Regions from separate parts of the Homo sapiens genome. Here all the other regions are linked to region 1. The links are chromatin loops, found by intact Hi-C in ENCODE. Cell type or tissue: natural killer cell. All regions are shown on one strand. Region 1 overlaps PALD1 (phosphatase domain containing paladin 1). Region 2 has its middle 16 kb from the start of PRF1. Region 3 overlaps ADAMTS14 (ADAM metallopeptidase with thrombospondin type 1 motif 14).

Region 1 (8,000 bases):
CTCCATCTCAAAACAAAACAAAACAAAAACCCTGGCTGCCAAAGTTGTTCCCCAGAGACATGGTTCCAATAAGTAATGTGTCTTGGGAGCAGGGCTGGAGCAATTAGGGCAGCCCTGCAGTGCTATGAGCTGTCACATAAAATAGAACCCAAGCAAAGGCTGCTTACTAGGCTCTTTCACTTGAACCCAGCCTAGAACGGCTTCCAGAACGGAGTGTGTGTGTGAGTGTGCATGTGAGTACCCGTGTGCTTTTGTGTGTGTAGGGCACATGTTCTCAGTAGCCGAGACCTCTCTCTCTCTCTCTCTCTCTCTCTCTGTCTCTGTCTCTCTGTCTCTCTTTTTGAGATGGGGTCTTGCTCTGTTGCCCAGGCTGGAGTGCAGTGGTGCAATCATACCTCACTGTAGCCTCAACCTCCTAGGTTCAGGTGATTCTCCTGCCTCGGCCTCCAGAGTAGGCAGCACTACAGAGATGCGCCACCAGGCCTGGCTAATTTTTTTATTTTTCTGTAGAGACAGGGTCTTTGCTGTGGTGCCCAGGCTGGCCTCAAACTACTGGGCTCAAGTCATCCTCTCGCCTCAGCCTCCCAAAGTGCTGGGATTACAGGTGTGAGCCACCATACCTGGCTGCTGAGACCGCTCATCTCTCTTCCTTCCCATTGTAGGGCAAGCTGGTATTTCCATTCTCCAGGAGGACTTTCCTGCTTTATTCAACAACAAACATCCATTGAGCAGCTATGGTTTCTAAGTGTGCACCACTGGGCTTAGAATTGTTGATGGGCTTGAGGGGATTAATCTCAACTCCAGCACCACCGCCTCCTTCACCCCCTGGGTAATCCCGAGACCCTGACTTGGTGCCTGCTGCTCTCATTGTCCCGATTGTGGTTGTTACCAGAGGTCCTTGTTTCTGCTGCAAGATCCACCTCTGAAACCCTGACTCCAGGACCCTGCCTGGCACAAGTAGGGGCTCCACAAATGTCTTTCTAGTGAGTGGATGGAGGGAAGGTTGAGTAAATCATTGCATAAATAAATAGGAAAACCTGACTCTACCTTTATTATTAACTATTAGTCTTCCAGGACAGAGCGTTCTTCTGCAGCAAGCAAAAGAGCCCTGGGTCAGGGGTTGGAAGCCCTGGCTGCAGCCCTGGCTCTGCCAGTAACTCCCTGTGGAACCTTGGGCAAGTCACTTTGGCCTGCTGGACCCCTGTTTTTCCATCTGTCACCTGGAGTTGTTACCCTTGCTCTGTGTGCTTTGAGGGATGGTGGTGAGGACCAGTCTGGGGCCCATGGCAGGTGGGATGGGGTGTGGGGTGTGCAGGGTGGCTGGGCTGCCAGGCAGGCTCTATGGGCTACATGCGGACACAGTGGGCCTCTTGAGGAACGAGACTGTGTCCTCTCAGCATTGAATCTCTGTGCCTGGCCTAGAGGTGCTGCTGAACAGCGTCTGTTGAACTCACAGCATGCAGAGTGGCCCACGGCACCAGGTCAAGTCCCTTCACACTTTGAAATTACTTAACAAAATATGATGTCACCTTTGGAAAATGGGTTACTGGTAGGGATTGAGGGCAATTTTGTCCTTCCAGGGGTTAGGTACAGAAAAGCGTCCTGTACTGGGGCCCCACCGCTGGGCTGGCCTGAGGATGCAGTTTGCAGGGACTCGGTGGGGACCCACCACACGCAGCGGCTGGTGCTGCACGTGGGAAGAGGGTGGGCTGCCAGCCCTGGAACCTGCCCTTCAGCCACTGGCCATCTTTGGGGACTGTCACTTGCCTCCCCACCTCAGCTGGAGGCAGAGGTCACCAGGCCAGGTTTCTTTCTGTTGAGTGGGTGAGCGAGGGGATACTAAGGAGTCTTCAGTAATGGCAGGGGGTGGCAGGGTGGGGAGTGTTGCTGTCTGGCTTGGCTTGATGAAGACCCTGAACCTGGCCTTGTTGGCTCTTCCTTTTTTTTTTTTTTTTTTTTAGAGACAGAGTCTTGCTCTGTCACCCAGGCTGCAGTGCAGTGGCGCAGTCATGGTTCACTGACTGTAACCTCTGCCTCTTGGGCTCAAGTCATCCTCCCACCTCAGCCCCCAGGCCTGAATGACTGGGGCTACAGGCATGTGCCACCACACCTGCCTCTTTTTTGTTGTTGTTTTGGTAGAGACAGGATCTTGCTCTGTTGCCTGGGTTGCTGGCTCTTCTTATTTCTCCTCTGGGGCTGTCTTCTCCTGAGCCTCAGCTGAGTCCAGGTCTTCAAGCATGTGGCCTCCTCGGTGGACAGGAGGCCTGGGTTCCTGCTTGGGCTCTGTTGCCTACTCTCCATGTGACCATGGCAGGTCATTTCACCTCTTTGACCTCAGCCTCCCTTTCTGGAAGGCAAAGGGGTTGGCACAGGCAACCGAGGTGTCCTGTGAAGCTGGAATGAATGAAAATGCAAGGTGCACATGTTTGTCATTCATTGATTTGACAAACGGTTATTACACACCTACTAAGTGCACTGCGCTAGGTGCTGGAGATGCCATACAAAGGGCAAAAGCTCCCGTCCTCATGGAGTCTGCACTCTAGTGACGGAGATCTGCGGCAGGCAGCACACACATCAGGGCCGTGGTCTGTTGGACAGCGGGGTATCCGTTGGGAGAAGCGGAGCCTCTAAGTGTCACATGTTGCAACTATCTGAGGCTGGTATTACACGGGGAGTAAGAAGAATTTTAGCAAATTCTTGTAAGAATTTGCTAAAATTCTTCTTACTAAAGAAGGTACAGAAAGGCACGTTTTAAGAGAAAGTATGTAAAAGGTAAAGAAAGGCAGATTTTTAGAGAAAGTATGAAAATACATTGCAAGGGTGCAGTGGGCAAGTTAGCAAGAGAAGTGCTGGTTGCAAGGAGACAGAGGCTGGCTGGGGATTTTTTAGGACAGTGCTTGTGCTGTTTGCTGAAGAGGGCTTTGTGCAGTACTGATAATGCCGAGGTTGCAGTGAGCTAAGTTGCATTTTTCTATCAGCCGAGGGTCTGGTGATAGCTGGGCACTGGAAGATTGTGTCATTTGCGTAGGAGGGCCGTGTCCCTGGACCATGAAGAAAGGCAGACTTGGAGCTTATCTGCTTTCTCTCTTTGCTTTCTCCTGGTCCCGCCAGCCTTACCCCTTTCCCTAATTAGGACTCCACAGTTATGAGGTGCCGACGGGGCGGTATGAGGGCTTGCAGTGAGGGGTGGTTAGGCAGGGACTCCATGAGAAGGTGGTGTTGAACAGACCTGAAGGAGGAGCTGTGCTGGCATCCGGGGGAAGAATGGTTCAGACAGAGGGTGTGGCTTGCGTGCAGTCCCCGAGGTGGGAGCTGTGTGTTTGAGGAGCAGAGCTAGGGAACTGGAGGGCAGGAGAGGAGGGTAGAGGTTATGGGGACAGGAGGCAGACTGTGGGGCCTTTTCTGGGATTGCTGGGACTTTGGCTTCTACTCTGAGTGCAAAGGAAGAAATCACAGGGTTTTGGGCAGACGCTTACTGTTTGTACAGTCATTTAGGTGCTGTGTTGAGAATAGACAGCAGGGGGCGGGAGAGGTGGCAGGGGGCCAGCCAGGGGCTGTCGCTGAGTCAAGGGTGTCTGGGACCAGGGTGGTGAGAGGCGGTCAGCCTCTGGAGGTGTTTCGAAGTGGAGCCAGTGAGGTTTCCTGACTGACTGGCCGTGGGGTTGAGAAGGGCGAAGTGAAGGAGGAGTCCCGGGTTCTGGCCTGTGTACCTGGGAGGTTGGAGTTGCCACTGAGATGGGCAGGCTTATGGACGCAGCAGGTTTGGGGTGTGCTCAGGAGGTTCACTGGGACATGCTTTGTGGGTTTGGGCTGCCTGACCCTTATCCATGCGGAGCACTTGAGCTGCTGGCATGTCCAGTCTGCAATCCTCAGAGTCTGTCTAGGATCTGGATTCAAGATGATACTAGAAGCTGTGAGCCAGGACAAGAGGGCCTGGGGAGGAGTGCTCACTGAGCGCCTGCCACATACCAAGTTCTCTGCAGACCCCCAGGGCGGTGGGGAGAAGGGGGAGGTGTAAACCTGGTTATTGGCTGGTGCCCGCCCCTGGGTTTATGGTTGTTTTGAGACAGCCCCTGCCTTGATGAAGCAATTAGAATCTGTTAAGATGGAATTTAGTGCAATGTTTAATTGAAAGGTTCAGCCTGAGGGCAGAGGAGGCTAAGAAGGGCAGGGCTGTTGGGCTGGAAGGCCCGGAGCAGGCTTGCACTTTGGGAGAGTGGGGGCTTGTCATAGGCCTGGAGGGAACCCGACCAGGCAGGAGGAACAGCATGGGTGAAGGTACAGAGACAAGAGTGAGCAGGGAGTGGTGGGCTTGACTGTGGCCAAGTGGGGGAGGGTGGTAGGAAGAGCTGGGGTCTTGGGGCTCATCTCCCAGCTCAGAACTCTGAGTTTGGGCAGGATGCCTACTCTTTGAAGGGTTAACTAAGCATGTGCTAAACAAACAAATAAACAAACAAACCAAAAACAACCTTGCTGAACCTCATCTGCAAAATGGGACAGTCCCGCCTCCTTCACTGGGTTGCTAGGAGAATGTGTTAGGGTCTAATCCTCAGGTCAGGATGTGACGCGCTCGGCCCGCAGGTGGCACTCAGTAGACCCTGACGCACGTGTTCTGCTTGTGTGGTAGCCTGGGGAGGCTCCCCAGCCCTGCCTCAGTGGGCCTCTCCCTGGTGGCCCGGCAAAGAGCAGAGCTTCATGAGAGCCCCTGCTGGCACTGCTGGGCTGCCTCGATGCCAGCCAGGCCGGAGGCTTGAGATGCCCGAAGTACCCAGTGCCCCGGCCACCTCTCCTGGCCCTCTTCTATTTTAGGGCTCAGTCCAATGGATGAGGAAGCCTTGTCCGGCTCCACCACAGCTAATGACAGCCTGGCAGGCCGTATATAAACAGCTCCACTATTTTTATCAACAGGAGGTGGCTGACCCGTCCTCCCCAGGCAGTGTGCTAACATGGGGGACGGTGTTAAGGAAACCAGGGCCTTGATAGGAAGATGGGCAATTGTCTCAAATCACAGACCTGTGATCCAGCAAGATGTGCCCTCGGAACCTTCTGGGGGCGGGGGTCAGGCGTCACCTGTACACAGTGGTCTGAATTTGGAGATAATTCTACCTTTGCCAGTAGAGCTCAGAAGGAGCCACTCCACCTCTTACCCCAGAGAATCTTTCTCAGACCTAATCCTTACCCGTGTCTCTTGCAACAGGCAGCCTCCATCCCCACGGCTGTGGGAGAGGATCGTGCTGGTGCGGTCGTGTCCATGGCACAGAGCCAGAGCTGAGGGCGTTTCACGCCCATAGCACATTGCCTCTGAGCTCTTTAATTGAAAGCAGTTTAGAATGGCTCTTGCCCGGTGGAACTGTGGGTGATTTCCTTTTCTTCCTTCTAAGAAAATGTTTTGAAATAGGCTCCAGGCTTTCGGATGGAGCTTGGGGAAGGATAGAAGCAGCCTAAGGGGTGGGGTGGAGAGCGGCCAGTTGCATTGTGGCGCAGACCGTCCATCCTTGCAGATAGGTGGGGTTGCGTTGTATTGGCTGCGGTTTATATTTAGGTAAAATCTTTGTTGTTGTTGTTCACTCCCCAGTCTCTAAGCAAATCCTGCCCCCAGCGGCCCCAGCACTTCTGTGGCAGCCATGGGCCATTCCCGCCCTCAAATCCCCAGAAACCCTCACTGGCCTCTGTCTGCAGGGCCAGGCCTTGGCTTGGCCTCCATACCCACTCCAGGCCTGGCCTCTCACCTTTACCCCTCCCCTACCGCCATGAGCTCCTCCCACTCTGCCCACCCTGGGAGGGGGTTCCCTGGGGACTCACCTCATTCTCGGGCCCCCTTCCTGCCTTTCATGCCCTCCGCCACTCAAGGCACCATTCTGCCTCCTCTCTGTAGACCTCACCCACCCTAGATGTCCCCTCTTCCTTGAGCCTGCAGCTGCTGTGGCTGCTTTGAAATTATTTCCATCCCCCTCCAGGCACGGAGGGCAGGGCCTGTGAGTAGTTCATCTTTGCATCCCCAGTATGTGGCTTGGGTGATGGGCACGGTGTAGTGGTCCCTCCCTGCTGGATGGATGAGCGGATTAGTGAGCTTTCTGTGGTGCACACGTGCCTTCTCATCCCTCACTTTGCTGAGAAATCCTACTTCCATAAACCTGGGGCCTGTGAGTTTAAATGGCAGAACCAGGACCTGAACCCAGCTCATGGGACTCATGTCTCCCAGGGAGTCACAGTGCTGGCTCTGGTCCCCTCGCCCCTCTTGGGCACAGCCTGCTGTCCACCTTTCACCCCTGTCCCCATCTCCAGGGCCCCAGAGCTCCTTCTGGATGGATGGGTGGGCAGGCTTTGCAAGTTACCATCTACTCTGCGACCCTGGAGGCAAAGACAGCAAAGGCCGTGGAGGTAGAAGTGGGAGGTTGGGGACCACAGGCCCTGCTCAGGCTACTCCAGCTCTGATTCCTGGGACTGTGGACTGTGCCACGTCTGAGGCCGCAGAGCCCACCCTGGGGCTAAGGAGGAGATGCATGTAGGCTGATGTTGTGTTCCTGTGCGGAAGGGCTTCCAGCTGCAGCCCAGCTGTGAGGAGAGCAGCCCTTTCCGGCTCCCAGAGGCTGGGGCTTGCTGTGCCCTCGCACAGATGTTCCTGGTGCCCGAGGGATGACCCCTGTGCCACGTCCTCTTCCTGGAGCAGGGAGAGCTGCTGTGGGTTTGGGGGATGGGGTGAGAAGGGGATGGGTGTGAGGCGAGGTGTGGCCTTCGCTTTCCAAACTCCCCTTCCATAGCGTGCAGGGGAGGGTGCTGGGTGGGTGACATGTCTGTGAGGGGTGGAAGGAGCAGGGTGGGCAGGGTGCCCTGTAGGAGAGCCTGGCTGTGCATGTCCTGGGCCTTATCCCCTGGCCTGTGGCCTGTCCCCTGACTCCCCAAATCATGGAGAACCTAGAAGGGACCCTCTTTAAGTTCCCTTCCTCCTGAGCACAAATCTCCCATACATCTTCTGTTAACAAGTCACTCATACTCTCAAACCCTCAGTGGCTCCCCAGTACTGAAGCCATAACGTGTAACCTTAGCTATAGAGAGTCACCCAGAGGGATTTTGACAATCCCGATGCCCAGGCTACACCCTGCTGAGATTCTCATTGGATTTTTCTAAGTGGGGCCCAGGCATCTGCATTTTAAAGTTCCTCATGTTTCTCATGGACAGCAAGGTTGTGAACCGCTGACCTGGGATAAACTTTCTAGGTGACAGGTGGCTTCCATAATAGATCCAGCCCAGCTCCCCGTCTTGTCCCTCCTCATCCTCCCTCCAGCCAGGCCAGCCCCTCTCAGCCCCCAAACTCCAGGCAGCAGCCTCACCTCTGTTTCCCCCATCTGGTCCACGTTCTGTCTGTGCAAATCCACCAGGCCTCCACGGCCCAGCGGCACTCCCACACTCTCTGGGAAATCTCTCTTTAATTGGCTTTGCTGTCCCTCTCCGCCCCAGCACGTGGCCTGGTGCCATTTCCCATGAAGATGCTCAGGCTTGCTTGCTTAAAAGATCGATGCCCCACAGCCTCCCCTGCACCCACACATCCTCTCCCAACCCCTCTCCTGAGCCACTTCCTCTCTTGCTGCTCCTTGGCCAGGTGGCCTTTCTCTGTTACCTGTCCCCAGCCTTGGAGAGGGTGAGGGCTGGGGGATCTGAGGGCTTTATGTGTACCCCTTTCACTTTTGGAAGTCACTTAGGGACCTTTGGGCTCAGAGGCCAAGATGGGGTTTCTCCCCTTCAAGGCTGGAGGATGAACTCACCCACCCAGTAGGCCCAGTGTAGGGGTGGATTGAGGGGAGGAGATTGATGTGCGTCCACACGGCAGAGCCTCGAGAATGTAGCCTTGATGACCCCTGCCATCGGCGCCTCCCAGGCCACTGGTCAGAGCCCTCATACCCTCGCCGAGGGAGGCCTGAGGGGCAGCAGAGAGAGGAGTGAAGCCTTTCCTCTGATCCTTGGAGGATTGGGGGTTGGCAGGAAGTGGCAGTAAGGGTCCT
Region 2 (8,000 bases), 59 kb after region 1:
TAATGTACGATTACTTCATACTTTGGGTTTTAAGATTAGGTAATACACGTACCAAGATGCAAAAATCAAAGTGATGGAAAATATATACAGTGAATAATCCTTCTCTGGCTCTTTCCCCATTTGCTCCAGTCCAACTGACCTCCATAGGTGCCACTGTTGTTTTTTTTTTTCCTAATTTATTTGGTGGCCTCTCAGAGTTTTATCATGCAAATAAAAGCAAGTGCAGACATAAATAGTTTTTTATTCTCCTCCTTTCTCACACAAAAGAACCCTATTATACATCTTGCTGTGTACTTTGTCTTTATTTTTACTGAATACAGTTTGGAAATCTTACCTTGTAGCACATAATTTCCTCAATCTTTCATTTAAAAAAAATGTTGCATAGTATTTTGTTATATGGATGAACCGTAAGTTATTGGGCCAGCCTTTTAATGATGGCCATTTGGGTTATTTATAGTCTTTTGCTCTAATGAACAATGTTGCAGTAAATAACCTTGTACACGCCTCCTTTTGGACATGTGGAGGATATCTGTAGAATAAATTCCCAGGAATTGAATTGCTGGAACAGAACCTTACACATTTTTAATTTTGTAATAAATTTGCTATAAATAGCCCCCATAAGGACAGCACCAGTTTTCACTCTTACCAGCAAAGCATAAGTGGCCTCATTTCCCTCAGTCTTACCTATGACATTTTTTTGTTTAGTTAATTTTTGCTTTTAATGATTTATGTGTAAACTCTGTTTCATTCTTTTTCAAAATTTCATGACTATGTCTTCTAGTTATTGAAACAAATTTTAAACATGTCAACGTATTCATTTTGGGTTTTATATCTAGTTATGCCAACACATAAAATCTTTGGTGCAGCTCATTCTTTATCTTGTTATACAGCTGAATCTTCCTGGTTGGTGGATTGTTTCCTTGAGGGTTTTGCTTGCAATGTTAGATTGTGAGCTCATTCTTGGCTGCCCTTCACCTGTGGGAATCCTGCAAAGTTTAGGATTGAGAACATTCCTCCAAAGTGGGTTTGCATGTGCTTTTATGAGACACTTCCCGTTTTTACCGACTCAGACCTATTTATGCTTATTTTTTGGCTTGGCATGTTCTGACTCACGCAAGTGGCATATGGGAAGGTAGACCTGTGGTTCTGATGTTTAAGGAGAGACCGTCCTTCCACTCAGATTTAAGACTGAGAAAAATGAGTTTTTTTCTGGACTCCCTATCCCAGTAAATAGATCCTTTTAACAGCCTATCCTTTGATTGACATTATTAGCCCTTTGAGTATTTATTTAGTTTTTTACGTGGAGTGGTCTCAGCTTCAATTCCCCTACTCTGCAACCCTGCCCAGCCTTATTTCCTGTTGCTCGTGTGGTCACCGTAGCCTGAGGTTCTGGCTTCCCTGGCCAGGCCTGTGTCCTCAGGGTATCCCTGGCTGTTGGCCTGCTTTACCCTCTAGTTTTTGCTTCTTTATTATTTTTGGCTGCTTAGAATTTCCCTTACTTTTTTCCAATTTTGTTTATGCTTTTTGATATATGTATTTAATTCTGTCTTTCTAGGTAACAGAAGTGGGTTTTCTCATAGAAAGCTTTTAAGGATAGCTACTCTGTAATATTTGTTCTTTATTCTTTCAGTCAGTGAATATTTATTGATTGCCTACTATGTGCTAGATTATTCTGTTCTTTCTGTTTTACTTTAAAAGACTCAAAGGACTCTGGTAGGTATAGCAACCACTAGTTAATTCAGATGAAGGAGTTTTTTTGTTTGTTTGTTTTGTTTGCTTGTTTTTTCCTGTTTTAACATAGAGATCTTTTTCATTGTTGTTGTAGAGAGGGAGTCTCATTATATCACCCAGGCTGGTCTCAAACTCCTGGGCTCAAGGGATCCTCCCATCTCAGTCTCCTGAGTAGCTGGGATTATAGGCATGAGCCACCATGCCCAGCTCCTAGCACAGAGATCTAAGCCCATGGTGGTGAGGGCTATGAACAAGCCTATGGTGGTTACAAATTCATACCGACAACATTTTCATATGAGATTGACCCAATTTAGGGAGCACAAAGAGAGCATTTCTAACACCTTTGATTTGAGGTCTACCCCGCCACATCAACTCTATCAGCTAACCAAACAAGAACCTAGAATGCGAATGTGCATGTTGTGGAAATGAGTAGTAGAAGTAGAATCTCCCGCTGTAATGACTGAATGTTTATGTTTCTCCCAAAATTCATTTGTTCAAATCCCAACCACCAATGTGATGGTACTAGGAGGTGGAGCCTTTGGGAAGTAATAGGCTATGAGGGTGGTAATCAGGTCATAATCCCTTATGAATGGTGTCAGTGCCCTTATTAGAGAGGCTCCAGAGGACTGGAATGAAATGAGGAGACAGCCGTCTGCAGCTCAGAGGAGGGCCCTTGCCAGAGCCCAGCAAGCTGGCACCCTAATCTCAGACTTCTGGCCTCCAGAACTGGGAGACATCAATTTCTGTTCTTTGAAGTCACCCAGTCTGTGGTACTTCTGTTATAGCAGACTGAACAGATGAAGAGACCTGCATTTGTTTTGTTTTAAATCAATGGTAACACTGAGGATTGCTATAAGGATTACCGTAGGAATCTCCCCAAATGAACCTATACTTAGAGGAACTGGAAAGACATCAGGGTCCCCTTCTCTCCTGTCCTTTCTGTATCTCCTGTTCAGATTTTGTAGGCTTTTACCTCCCTTTCTTTCTCTTCTTCATTCTTCCCTTTTACCAGATTGACTTCTTGCCCCTCATTTGCTTCAGGAGACCCATGGTAGCTGTTTAGAAATGGCAGCCCCAGTCGTCTCATTTGGCTCCATGACCCCCACTCTTGATTTTGTCTGACACAGACTTTACAGTTTACAAAGAATTTTGTGTGTGTTATTTCATCTGCACCTAACAATGTTGTGACATATGCAAAATATTGTTATCCCTATTTTTTTTTTAATTAAAAAAACTGAGACCCAGCAAGAAGTACTTGCCCAATGTTATACAACCAACAAGTGGCAGAGCAGGGAGCAGACCTAGGTTTTCTGGCTTGAGGCCAGTGCTCTCGCAGGAGCGCAGCTCATACAGCTGTCTAGCAAATCCACGTTCAAGTGAAATTCCAATGTCTGGAAAAACTGGATTTCTAACTCATCCCTGAGCTCCCAGTTTTCTGATATTTCTATTAAAGAACAGTGGGTCTGTTACTTCTCTGTGAGAGCAATGCCCTTAGATTATACAGTTTAAAAATTTGGTGTGGGTTTTGTGAATGTTTTGACAGTCTGCCTACCATTTGGTCTGGCCAGCCAGCCATGCTGAGCCATGGCTGGGGTTTTTTGATGGATTGCTAGTGGCCAAGGGCTTGTGAAAACATAAATGTCTCACTGAGCGCAAACCTGAATGGAAAAAAAGAAAAGAAGTTCTGAGTAAGAGTCTGACTAATGACTTCTTGGAAGAAACTGAACAGTGTCTGAGACTTTTTCATCTGCCTTTAGCTAGCAAAGTTTCTTCCGAAAGCCCCACAGCCCCACGCATTTGACTAGCACTGGTGGATGTGTACATTCATCCACCATGCCACGCATTGATGGAGTCTTTAATGAACACATACTATGCACCAGGTGCTAGTAATCATAGAGAGGGCTACAAAGACACATAAAATAGAGTTCCATCCTTAAAGGAGCCTACCATCCAAATATACATTTTGGCATCATAACTGAACTTATAGTTCTGGGAGCCAGAGTGCCTGGTCAAAATTCTGGCTCTACTGCTTTCTACTAACAACAATTAACCTTGTATCCGAGTATTTATCTCTTTAAGCTGCAGTGTCTTCATCTGTAAAATAAGACCAACAAAGGTACCCATCCATCTATGCCTCTAACTCAGAGCACTGCTTTGAAGATGAAATGAGGTAATAATGTGTTTAAAGAGCTTGACGCAGAGTAAAAGATCAAAATAAAACTGAAGTCATTGGCATAAAACCTTAAAGGTGGTTTGAGATGTGTGGCTTAGCAATGAAGAGCTACCGTGGTTCGGAGGGGAGCAGTGGGTTTGGGTCTCTATGTTACCAGAACAAGATGCATGCGAAGGACTGGCAGGTAGCAAAGACTGTGCAGAGGTTTTCAGGGAGGAGAACAACAGGGGCAAAAGCATGGAGACAAAAAAGAGCGACTCACATGAAGGAAACAGCATGTGTTTCTGGGTTGGACTAGGATGTAGGGATAAATGAGTGGGTATTAATCATTATAACTGTAAGCATCCCATGTTTAACATGCACTCTCTGCCAGACACCTTGTGAATTTATAATTATCATGTAAATTAATCCTCCCAACAACCCATGAAATCGCCTCATAAAATCTTGAAACTTGCCAGCTAAATATCCTTCTAGGACAAAGTCTCACACAGAGGCAAAATGGCTGGGACTAGACTCTAAACTGAGCAAGACAGGGAGCCATGTACAGATAAGGTCCAGACAAAACTGGAGGAAGGCGACAGAGGAAGTCATTCCCAGAATCTTCAACCCATTTTAAAGACATTTTTCAGTACAACAGAAGAGGGAGCCCTAGAGTCACGAATCTAGGCCAAGAAATCTTTTCCCATTCTCCCCATTGAGGACTGCCCGAAAAACTATCTCACTTAAACATACGTAATGCAAAAGGATTGCAGAGGAGAAATCCAGTCCCATTCAGTTTTTGTTTTGTTTTGTTTTGTTTTGTTTTTAAAGAAAAAAGTTGATTAGCATAGTAACAGATCATCAGGCAATGATCTCTGGAAAGACATGCCCTACAAAATACATAAAATTTTTCATTTGATATTTTTAAATGAAGTAGAAGAGTTTTTAAAATGACAGAATTTAGGAAACTAAAGCATAAGTCAGGATTATAAAAATTAAGAGATGAGATAATTGGATACAAGGAAAATTTGAAAAGAGCTCACACAGAATTTAGTTAGGAAAAAACCATTTTTCTTTTCTAAAAAAAACCTCTAACCATTTTAGAAATAAAAAGAAGCTAGAATGAATAAATAACATAAATAATGTCATAAGAGAAATAGAAGATGAAACAGAGGAAATTAAAAAAATCAAAAGTGGAGACTGGTTTAAAAAAAGATATAAAGGTGATAGATATGGAAGATAGAGAAGATCCAACCCATGTATAAAAGAGACCTTAAAGAAGAAAACTGAAGTAATGAAACAGAATAAATACATACTGTAGTGAAATATGTTAACATACCTCTCTTTTTAACTGATAAAACAGGTGGACAATAAAATCAGTAAAGATACAAAAAAATTGAACAATGCAATGATAAGCTTGACCCAACTGACATATATAGGACACTGTACCCATACACCAAAGTGTTGATGAAAAGGCTAAACTTTGTAAAATATTTAAAGAGGCTTATTCAGAGCCAATATGAGTGACCATGGCCCAGGATACGTTCTCAAGAGGTCCTAAGAAAGTGTGCCCAAGGTGGTTGGGCTACAGTTTGGTTTTATACATTTTAGGGAACAAGAGTTGCAAGGAAAGACATAAGTCAATACATGGAAGGTGTACATTGGTTCAGCCTAAAGAGGTGGGATGTCTTATGGGGAGGGGACTGCTTCCAGGTCATATAGGTAGATTCAAAGATTTTCTGATTGGCAATTGGTTGAAAGAGTTAAGCTTTGTCTAAAGGCTTAAGAAGTCAGTAGAAAGGAATCCTTGAGCTAAGACAAGGGGGTTGTGGAAGCCAAGGCCCTTGTTACGTAGATGAAGTCTCATAGGTGGCAGCCCGCAGACAGCATGTGATGCCATACCAGAGTTAGGTTGGAATTTTGTGTTTTATTACTACAAAGAGTCTGTTTTGTCGGTCTTATGATCTCTCTTTTAATATTAATGCTGGCCAGTTGTGCCTAAACTCCAAAAGGGAGGGGGCATAATGAGGCCTCTCCAACTTCCCTTCCCATCATGATTTGGAATTCATTTTTTCAGGTTTTCCTTGGCCCAGAGGGAGTCCATTCAATCAGTTGGGTAGCTTAGGATTTTGTTTTTGGTTTACAAAAGAAATATGTCTTTTTTTCAAGTGCGTACTGAACATTTACCTAAATTGGCAATTTACTGGGCCATAAAATATCTCAAAACATTTCAATGGATTAAAAATTTACAGAGAATGTTACTCAGTGGATTAAGCAAGAAATCAATAACAAGAACAAAAAAACAAACAAACAAAAAATCAAAATGTTTGAAAATATACAAGGGTTAAATTACATTTAGCCTAAAGCTGCCTCCTTACATAGTTCAAGTTTGGCCTAAAGGTTTCTCAGTAAGTAATGAACTGTAACCTAACTGGATGTGTAAACAGACTATAACCTACTCTTTTATTTTATTTTATTTTTTTGACAGAGAGTCTCACTGTGTCACCTAGGCTGGAGTGCAATGGCACAATCTTGGCTCACTGCAACCTCCACCTCCCAGGTTCAAGTGATTCTTGTGCCTCGGCCTCGCAAGTAGCTGGGATTAGGTGCGCACCACCATGCCCAGCTAATTTTTGTATTTTTAGTAGACATGGGGTTTCACCATGTTGTCCAGGCTGGTCTTGAACTCCTGACCTCAGGTGATCCACCCGCCTTGGCCTCCCAAAGTGCTAGGATTATAGGTGTGGGCGACCATGCCAGGCCTTGTAACCTACTCTTGTAACAAGTAGGTCTTAGCCAATCACAGCAGTCATATTTCAACCACTTACAGGCAGCCAATGGTTCAAACCATGCTCAGATAAGGCAAACGCTTAGTTGCCTTTTGGATTGGCTGCCAAGCAACTAATCTGGCTGTTCCTGCGTCTCACTTCTGTTTTCTGTATTTCACTTTCCCTTTTCTGTCCATAAATCCTTTCCAACCACCAGAGTCACTTTGAACCTCTTCTGGTTCTAGGGACTGCCCAATTTGTGAAATGTTCTTTGCTCAATTAAACTCTGTTAAATTTAATTTGTCTAAAACTTTTCTTCTAACACCAATATCCTTCAAAATAAGTTCCAAATCAAAGAATAAGTCAGAAAATACTTTTAACTGAATGATAAAAATATGATACACTAAAATACATGGGATGCAACTAATATTATGTTTAGAGGGAAGTTTATGGTCATAAATGCACATTTCAGAAAAGGAGAAAGATTTAATATTGTAAAAAAACAAAATATGTTACTCTAAAATATGGTTTTAGCAGATCAGAATATGCCACTCCAAAATATGCCTCTGGCATAAGAATGATTTTGAGCTGATTATTATTATTTATTTATTTTTGAGACAGAGTCTCACTCTGTTGCCCATGCTGGAGTGCAGTGGTGCGATCTCCGCTCACTGCAAGCTCCGCCTCCCAGGTTCACATCATTCTCCTGCCTCAGCCTCCTGAGTAGCTGGGACTACAGGCACCTGCCACCATGGCTGGCTAATTTTTTTTTTTTTTTTGTATTTTTAGTAGAGACGGGGTTTCACCATATTAGCCAGGATGGCCTCGATCTCCTGACCTCGTGATCTGCTTGTCTCAGCCTCCCAAAGTGCTGGGATTACAAATGTGAATCACTACGCCTGGCCGAGCTGAGTATTTTTGATGGCAGTGGCTGCTGCCATCATGCTGGCTGCAGCAGGGAGGCACGGCTTTGGCTGCACACTCCATAAAGCTGGTGGGAGTTGGGAGGAGAGCTCTCTGGGTGCTGCTGCAACTGCCCAACCAGCAGCTTCAGACCCAGGCCTCCTGCTCTACAGAGCACACAGGAGACTCACCCTCCTGGGTGGGGCTACAGCCGTCCAAATTGCAGCTGTGCTCTTTGAGGAGGTCTGGGAGCAGGCAGGATCTGCCCTCCTGGGTGTGGCTGTGACCGCCCTCCCAGGTGCAGGAGCTGGTGTCTCTGCAGCCTGCACCCTCAGTGGCCTTAGGAAGGACACTCCTCCATCCCTCCAAGCTCAGAGGTGTCTTTTCCCACTGCCTGGCTTCTCTTCACTCATGGTGCCTCCTCTGATCTTGGAGGGGGTGTTGGG
Region 3 (8,000 bases), 200 kb after region 1:
TGCCTGTAATCTCAGCTACTCGGGAGGCTGAGGCAGGAGAATCGCTTGAACCTGGGAGGCAGAGGTTGCAGTGAGCCAAGATCACGCCATTGTATTCCAGCCTGGGCGACAAGAGCGAAACTTTGTCTCAAAAAAAGAAAAAATTAGTTAAGATGGCAAACTTTATGTTATATAGATATTACCCCAATTTAAAAAACCTCATTTGATCACAATGCTGTTTATTGCAACAGCAAAACATTAGGACGTATCTCAAATGTTTATCTATAGAAGATTGGACAAAAATCATGGTCTGTTCATATAATACAGTACTATACAACAAGAAAAATGAACAGGCCTGAACTGTACTTACCAAAATAGATAAACTTCTGTTATAGAGAATACATTTAGGTGAGAAAAAGTACTTCAGTATGAAGTAAAAAAGCACTTCCAATGGATGTCATTTCCTTAATGTTTAGAGGGACACAACACAATCTGAAAATATTCTGGGATGCTCATTTATTAAGGCTGGTGGTGGCATCTGGATAGGGTTTTGTGAATAACTCCATACTTTTCTGTATTTTGAAATATTGCATTATGAATATTTGTAAAGAACCAAAAATCCACACACAACTCATGCATTTTATATGTCTCCATAATATATAGCTTCATTTGTTTTGATATAAAACAGATTGCTGGTCTTCAAAGGACCCCACAGATAAAAGTAACAGAGAGATGGCAGATAGTGGAAGATACTGGCCCTGTCGCAATAAGCAAAATATAGAGATGAATCTCTAAATTTAACTTTTATTAAGTAAGAATTGCAATTCAAGGCATACACAGAGACCGGGTGGTCTTCAGTATGTCCAAAGAACAAAGGAAAGGTTGGGGGTTTTATTAGAAAGAGACATGATATGTATTGTGTTGAACACCAACTCATTGGCACTAGACAAGCTTTTGGGAGCTGGCAAGCTCTGACTGGTGAGTGATGGTGCTATGGAAAACTAGCCGTGGAGTCACAGCAGGTTGTTTCAGCAGCTGCTAGGTAAAACTGGTCTTGGAATTACATCAGCCTGTTTCAGCAGCTGGCCCAGTGGAGAATTTAATTCTTGGAGCAGGTGCTAGGTGCCCTGAGTGCTTTTTCCCCTGGTCCCTCAACTCTGATTTAGTTGGGTGTGACAAGTATGACCCTATTCATATAATCAACTTTCACAGCCCCTTATGAGACTGACTGAGCAGTCAGGAGCTGTTAGCTGCTGTTTGTAATGATTCATCCTGGGAGGATATGCCGTGTTTGTCTCGTAGTTCTGTGTGGCCCCATGACCCTTGTGTCTCAGTGGTCACATGCTCCAGTGTGGGAAGTGGGGTCCTGCAAATTCCTCTCCTTCCAGCTAGATAAGGCTGTGGTCAGCATCTAAAAGGTGACCCAGTCACACTGGGCAACGCTGCTTTCCTGGAGTCCCTGCCCCTCCATTGAGGACCTCCACATTCCCTGTTTGTCAGAGTTAGAGTGGGTCAGGTCCAGGGGACGATGTGTGTGGCCACCCCCTGCAAACGGTGGTCCTCGGTCCTCTGGTGCCTCCTGCTCCTTGTACCCGCACCCTGCTCCATCAGGGAAGAAGACACTTTTGAACATACTTCTGCAGGCCCATGTTTGGTAAATCAAGTCACAAGATTATTGACTATCAGAGCTAGTCAGAGGAGGGTCCATGGAGACCCTGTCGCCCAGCTCTCTGTTTACAGAGTAAGACACTGAACCAGGGGTGGGGGGTAGCAGAAGCCACAATCCAGGCCCCTATATCCTGTTAATAGGATATCATCACATCAATCCACCTGCCCAGGTCACACCATGTAGTGGATTGCAACAGGGGAGTTTGCTAGAGTGATACACAAAATATTAAAGAACCCAGGCACAGACCAGACACAGTGCATGCAGGTGGTAGTAGGGAATGGGGTCCCAGAGGTTCCCTCCTGAGCCAGAGATTAACCGTTTAGATTGTGGAAAGGCCCATGGAGTTCTAGGCTCAGGGCAATGGCTCTTCACCATTGGTATCAGGACTATTTGGCAACAGGTACAGTGTCCCACTGAGGCTCCTTAGAAGCAGTCCTTGCATGTCCCTCTGGTCAAGTGAAGACTTGGTGCTCTCCTTTGTACCCTTTCTGTCCCCGGGCACTGGCTGGGCTCTGAGCTCACTGACTCGTCTTTCTTCTCTCCACCTACCCTGACCCCGGCCGCTATGCCTGGCACTGACCCACCCACGGCAGTGCTCTGCCACCTGTGGAGAGGGCATCCAGCAGCGGCAGGTGGTGTGCAGGACCAACGCCAACAGCCTCGGGCATTGCGAGGGGGATAGGCCAGACACTGTCCAGGTCTGCAGCCTGCCCGCCTGTGGAGGTGAGCCAGAGGGGATGGGGAGGCCAGGTCCAGTCCCTTGGGCCAAAGTCCCAAATACTAGAATTGCTTCTTCCTGCTCACAGGAAATCACCAGAACTCCACGGTGAGGGCCGATGTCTGGGAACTTGGGACGCCAGAGGGGCAGTGGGTGCCACAATCTGAACCCCTACATCCCATTAACAAGATATCATCAAGTAAGTACAGTCTATGGACCCTACCCTGCTCCCCAGACCTTTCAGTGGCCCTGGTGTTGCAGCATGGGCCACTCAGTGGAGCAAACCCAGCTTGTAGCTGTCTGTGTGACCTTCACCTCCCTGAGCCTCAGATACCTCAGTTATGAAGTGGGGAGGAGGCTCTACTGGTCCATGAGCCGTTACCTGCAATTCCAAAATGTTTATTTCTAAGTTTGGTGCAAACTTACCTGGCAGCAAAATCTGACCTGAACTAATGAGATCATTTATTCTTTTGATATAGAAATTTAGCCATATTTAGTTACAAGGTGATATCTCAGGCTCCATTGAGGATGTTCTATAATATAAACACAGAATATAATGTTTCTGATCCCAAAAGTTCTGAATTCTGAACTATATCTGGTTCCAATATTTTCAGACAAGCAATTGTAGATATGAGCTGCCTTCATAGGGCTGGTGAGATAATTGGATGAGAGAATGCATGCACTCCTGTCTGGCTGTCAGCTTCCAGTAACAATAGGCCTAGCAATTTCTCTCAGCCCCATGATTCAGTTCATCCTCCCATCTTTCCATTCATCCACCCACGGATAGATATTTACTGAGCAACTGCTACGTGCCAGGCTGTAGATTCTTCACTCCTTTCCTAGGTTCCATCTCTCTTTTCCTTCCTCACCCTCCCTAGGACCAGGGTCTGGCAAGATGAGTAGCAGAAAGATCAAAGACCCTAACTCCTAGTTAGAGGACCAGTTGGCTGCAAATTCGTTAACCTCTCTGAGCTTAGTGACCTCATCTGTAAGATAAGGTTCTGACTAGATGTCCTCAAAGGACCTTCTACCTCCAATCTTCTACTTCTCTGCTCCTAGGCTGAGGTTCTGACTGGGGGAGTGCCTGGGTTTCCTGCCGTCTTCCTTCCCAAAGCAAAGGACGATTCCGATTCTGGTTCCAGAAATCTGGCGCCATCTAGAGGCCACTGGCTTTCCATTTTTCTCTGATCTTTCTCTTGTTCCCCTAAGCCTGCCCCTCCACCTGTGTCTCTCTTTCCCTCTGTCCCTCCCACTCTTCCCACCTCCCTCTTTCTCTCTCTCTCTCTGGCAAAAATTAGTAGAAAGCAAAGCTCCTGCCTTCACATTCTGTCTGGAGAAGCCTACATGGAGTTATCACAGAAAGGTGTGATATTTTGGGCAAAGCAAACTAGTGTAATGAGCACTTATCTTTGCCAGGTGCTTTAAAGATGTTGTTTGCAATGTTATTATTCACTGGTAAGGGTCAACATCAGCCCCATTTTATAGGTGAAGCAACTGAGGCTTGGAGGGTTTAAGTGACTTGCCAAAGGCCTCACACTTTTAAGTGGTAGAGCCTGGATTTGAACTGAAATCTGCTTGATTCCAAATTAAGCAGTAGCAGTCTTAATGTCCCGATGTGTGCTGACTGTGGCAGGATGGTCAGTCTGCCTGTCCCAAGCATGAGTTGCCTGGGGTCTAGCCTGACCCTGGCTGGAGTGGGGCCAGACTCCTTGGGTTGATTGGGAGGGGCTAGGGTTCCCACTTCCATCCAGAGCAGCTGCAAGTTAGAAGCACCTGGTGGTAGGTCACACCCTAGATTGTCCAGTGTGTGGGTGAAGGAGACAGGCACCCCCAAGGATTCCAGTGTGCAGCAGGGCTGAGGGCGAATGGCGAAGGGCCAGGGTTCTCAGATGCGCCCACACGTGGAGTCCCCTGGAGGGCTTGTGAAAGCACAGCGCTGAGCCCCAGCCTGAGTTTCTGATGCAATAGGGCTGGGTGGTGCTGGAGGATGTGCATTGCCAGCAAGCTTCCAGGTGACGCTGCTGCTGCTGCGTGTGGGGACATCACTTTGAGATCTGCTGCTCTAGGGGATTTTACTTCCTCTTCCATGTAGTCAGGGCTGACTCTCCCGTCAGGTGGCTCTGTAGCCCCCACCCTGAGAAAAAGCTTTATAGTGGGTCCAGCAGGGGCAGGGGTGGAGGGCGGGCAGTCAGTGGGTAAGTGGGAGGGGGGGCCACCTGACTGACAGGCATCCCCACGTTGCTTCCATCCTTGTCCTTGTGCTGTGTGTGCAGCGGAGCCCTGCACGGGAGACAGGTCTGTCTTCTGCCAGATGGAAGTGCTCGATCGCTACTGCTCCATTCCCGGCTACCACCGGCTCTGCTGTGTGTCCTGCATCAAGAAGGCCTCGGGCCCCAACCCTGGCCCAGACCCTGGCCCAACCTCACTGCCCCCCTTCTCCACTCCTGGAAGCCCCTTACCAGGACCCCAGGACCCTGCAGATGCTGCAGAGCCTCCTGGAAAGCCAACGGGATCAGAGGACCATCAGCATGGCCGAGCCACACAGCTCCCAGGAGCTCTGGATACAAGCTCCCCAGGGACCCAGCATCCCTTTGCCCCTGAGACACCAATCCCTGGAGCATCCTGGAGCATCTCCCCTACCACCCCCGGGGGGCTGCCTTGGGGCTGGACTCAGACACCTACGCCAGTCCCTGAGGACAAAGGGCAACCTGGAGAAGACCTGAGACATCCCGGCACCAGCCTCCCTGCTGCCTCCCCGGTGACATGAGCTGTGCCCTGCCATCCCACTGGCACGTTTACACTCTGTGTACTGCCCCGTGACTCCCAGCTCAGAGGACACACATAGCAGGGCAGGCGCAAGCACAGACTTCATTTTAAATCATTCGCCTTCTTCTCGTTTGGGGCTGTGATGCTCTTTACCCCACAAAGCGGGGTGGGAGGAAGACAAAGATCAGGGAAAGCCCTAATCGGAGATACCTCAGCAAGCTGCCCCCGGCGGGACTGACCCTCTCAGGGCCCCTGTTGGTCTCCCCTGCCAAGACCAGGGTCAACTATTGCTCCCTCCTCACAGACCCTGGGCCTGGGCAGGTCTGAATCCCGGCTGGTCTGTAGCTAGAAGCTGTCAGGGCTGCCTGCCTTCCCGGAACTGTGAGGACCCCTGTGGAGGCCCTGCATATTTGGCCCCTCTCCCCAGAAAGGCAAAGCAGGGCCAGGGTAGGTGGGGGACTGTTCACAGCCAGGCCGAGAGGAGGGGGGCCTGGGAATGTGGCATGAGGCTTCCCAGCTGCAGGGCTGGAGGGGGTGGAACACAAGGTGATCGCAGGCCCAGCTCCTGGAAGCCAAGAGCTCCATGCAGTTCCACCAGCTGAGGCCAGGCAGCAGAGGCCAGTTTGTCTTTGCTGGCCAGAAGATGGTGCTCATGGCCATACTCTGGCCTTGCAGATGTCACTAGTGTTACTTCTAGTGACTCCAGATTACAGACTGGCCCCCCAATCTCACCCCAGCCCACCAGAGAAGGGGGCTCAGGACACCCTGGACCCCAAGTCCTCAGCATCCAGGGATTTCCAAACTGGCGCTCACTCCCTGACTCCACCAGGATGGCAACTTCAATTATCACTCTCAGCCTGGAAGGGGACTCTGTGGGACACAGAGGGAACACGATTTCTCAGGCTGTCCCTTCAATCATTGCCCTTCTCCGAAGATCGCTCCTGCTGGAGTCGGACATCTTCATCTTCTACCTGGCTCAAGCTGGGCCAGAGTGTGTGGTTCTCCCAGGGGTGGTTGGACCCCAGGACTGAGGACCAGAGTCCACTCATAGCCTGGCCCTGGAGATGACAAGGGCCACCCAGGCCAAGTGCCCCAGGGCAGGGTGCCAGCCCCTGGCCTGGTGCTGGAGTGGGGAAGACACACTCACCCACGGTGCTGTAAGGGCCTGAGCTGTGCTCAGCTGCCGGCCATGCTACCTCCAAGGGACAGGTAACAGTCTTAGATCCTCTGGCTCTCAGGAAGTGGCAGGGGGTCCCAGGACACCTCCGGGGTCTTGGAGGATGTCTCCTAAACTCCTGCCAGGTGATAGAGGTGCTTCTCACTTCTTCCTTCCCCAAGGCAAAGGGGCTGTTCTGAGCCAGCCTGGAGGAACATGAGTAGTGGGCCCCTGGCCTGCAACCCCTTTGGAGAGTGGAGGTCCTGGGGGGCTCCCCGCCCTCCCCCTGTTGCCCTCCCCTCCCTGGGATGCTGGGGCACACGCGGAGTCATTCCTGTGAGAACCAGCCTGGCCTGTGTTAAACTCTTGTGCCTTGGAAATCCAGATCTTTAAAATTTTATGTATTTATTAACATCGCCATTGGACCCCAAAAGGTTGTGTGTGTGTTTCTTTTTCTCTCTCTGATTTATGGGAAGGGGACAATGAAGCCAGAGCTCGAAGGTTGAGGGCTGGGCTGTAGCAAGAGAACTGGGGGTGGGGGCGCAGCTCACTGTGGCTGTCTCCTGTCCCTCCACCTTTCCACCCATGCCCTGCTGCGTCACTGCCAGGTGGGACACAGGGTTGCCACTGGTTTCTTGGCTACTGAATCTCCTGTTTCCCTGAGGCCCAAGTTCCAGGACAACACTTTATTTCAGGTTATTGTGAAATTCTCAACCTGTTTAAATGCAACTAGAGGCCAGTGGGGCAGAGTGGCTCATGCCTGTAATCCCAGCACTTTTGGAGGTGGGAGTTCCAGACCAGCCTGAGCAACATAGCAAGATCCCGTCTCAACAAAAAATAAAAAGAACATTAGCCAGGCGTGGTGTTGCACGCCTGTGGTCTCAGCTATTTAGGAGGTGGAAGTGAGAGGATCCCTTGAGCCCAGGAGTTTGAGGCCACACTGAGCTGTGATTGCGCCATGGCACTCCAGCCTGGGTGACAGAGCATGACCCTGTCTCAAAAACAAAAAAGAACAACAAGAGGGGCTCTCTAAAGGAATCTTAGCAACCACAGAACAAAGAGACTGTCACTGAAAGCAAAATGACTGCAACCACTTTTGCCTTCTAAGCAGTGGCAGAATTTGTGTCATGGAGTAAAAGAATCTACACTGCTGGGCACTTAGAAAAGGTGAAGCTGGCAAAAGGGCTTCTTGTCATTGTGCAGAGCTCACTCCTCCCCTTAAGGCCGAGGAGAAAATGGTTTGGAGACTCCTACCCCCGTGGGGGTGGGAACACAGAGAGGGCAGCCTCTCCATCTGTCTTTGGCTGGGGGCTTTTTAGGATGCAGGTTGTCTAATATGTCTAAGGTTCAATTAAATTTCTGTTGCCATCTCCCCAAACATCTGGAAATGTCCACTCTCCAAATTGAGGGCTTTTTATGGGTCAGGATTTTTGCTTGTTTTGGTGGAAACTGAGAAAATGAAAGGATTCACGGGTGAAGATAGAGGAACAGCACCAAGGGCCCTCTTTCCATCGCAGCCTCAGAAACATCCCTCACTTCCTGTAGGAGCCCAGTGGGAAAGGCCATATGGGAATGGTCTCACCTCTTCCTGCCCTAAACGGTTTCCTGTTTGGAGTCTGGTGGGTGCAGGTGCCAGGGTGCCAGATTGCCTGTCTCTTCCCTGGAGGGGATTCTCCAGGCCACTCTGACTTCAAGGCTTTATCCACACCTGC

Evidence for each region. Hi-C counts contacts between places; a loop is a spot of excess contacts. Peaks named below come from ENCODE experiments on the same cell type or tissue, not always from the same donor. Only the 100,000 strongest peaks of a DNase experiment are listed, where the experiment ranks them.
Region 2: a loop joins it to region 1, with 6 times the contacts of the local background. A loop is called at or near these places in 11 of 110 quality-filtered maps.
Region 3: a loop joins it to region 1, with 9 times the contacts of the local background. A loop is called at or near these places in 108 of 110 quality-filtered maps.

The regions. Positions count from the first base shown.
Region 1 is chr10:70,555,992-70,563,991 of GRCh38, forward strand. All of the region lies in intron 18 of PALD1 (phosphatase domain containing paladin 1), which reads left to right. Among named protein-coding and RNA genes, the nearest start is that of PRF1, 43 kb to the right of the region's middle. RefSeq lists enhancers at 3,188-4,131, 4,132-5,075. In natural killer cell, CTCF peaks have their summits at 3,506 (motif pointing right) and 3,707; DNase peaks (open chromatin) are centred at 3,240 and 3,520; H3K4me3 peaks cover 682 bases; H3K27ac peaks cover 1,167 bases.
Region 2 is chr10:70,614,932-70,622,931 of GRCh38, forward strand. No RefSeq gene overlaps it. Among named protein-coding and RNA genes, the nearest start is that of PRF1, 16 kb to the left of the region's middle. In natural killer cell, CTCF peaks have their summits at 4,610 and 4,812; DNase peaks (open chromatin) are centred at 2,060 and 4,555; H3K27ac peaks cover 3,749 bases.
Region 3 is chr10:70,755,721-70,763,720 of GRCh38, forward strand. ADAMTS14 (ADAM metallopeptidase with thrombospondin type 1 motif 14) reads left to right here. Exons shown (of 22, transcript NM_080722.4): 20 at 2,242-2,371; 21 at 2,455-2,565; 22 at 4,640-6,721. The coding sequence ends at 5,133. Among named protein-coding and RNA genes, the nearest start is that of TBATA, 26 kb to the right of the region's middle. RefSeq lists enhancers at 915-1,874, 6,066-6,835. In natural killer cell, a CTCF peak has its summit at 3,512 (motif pointing left); a DNase peak (open chromatin) is centred at 3,511.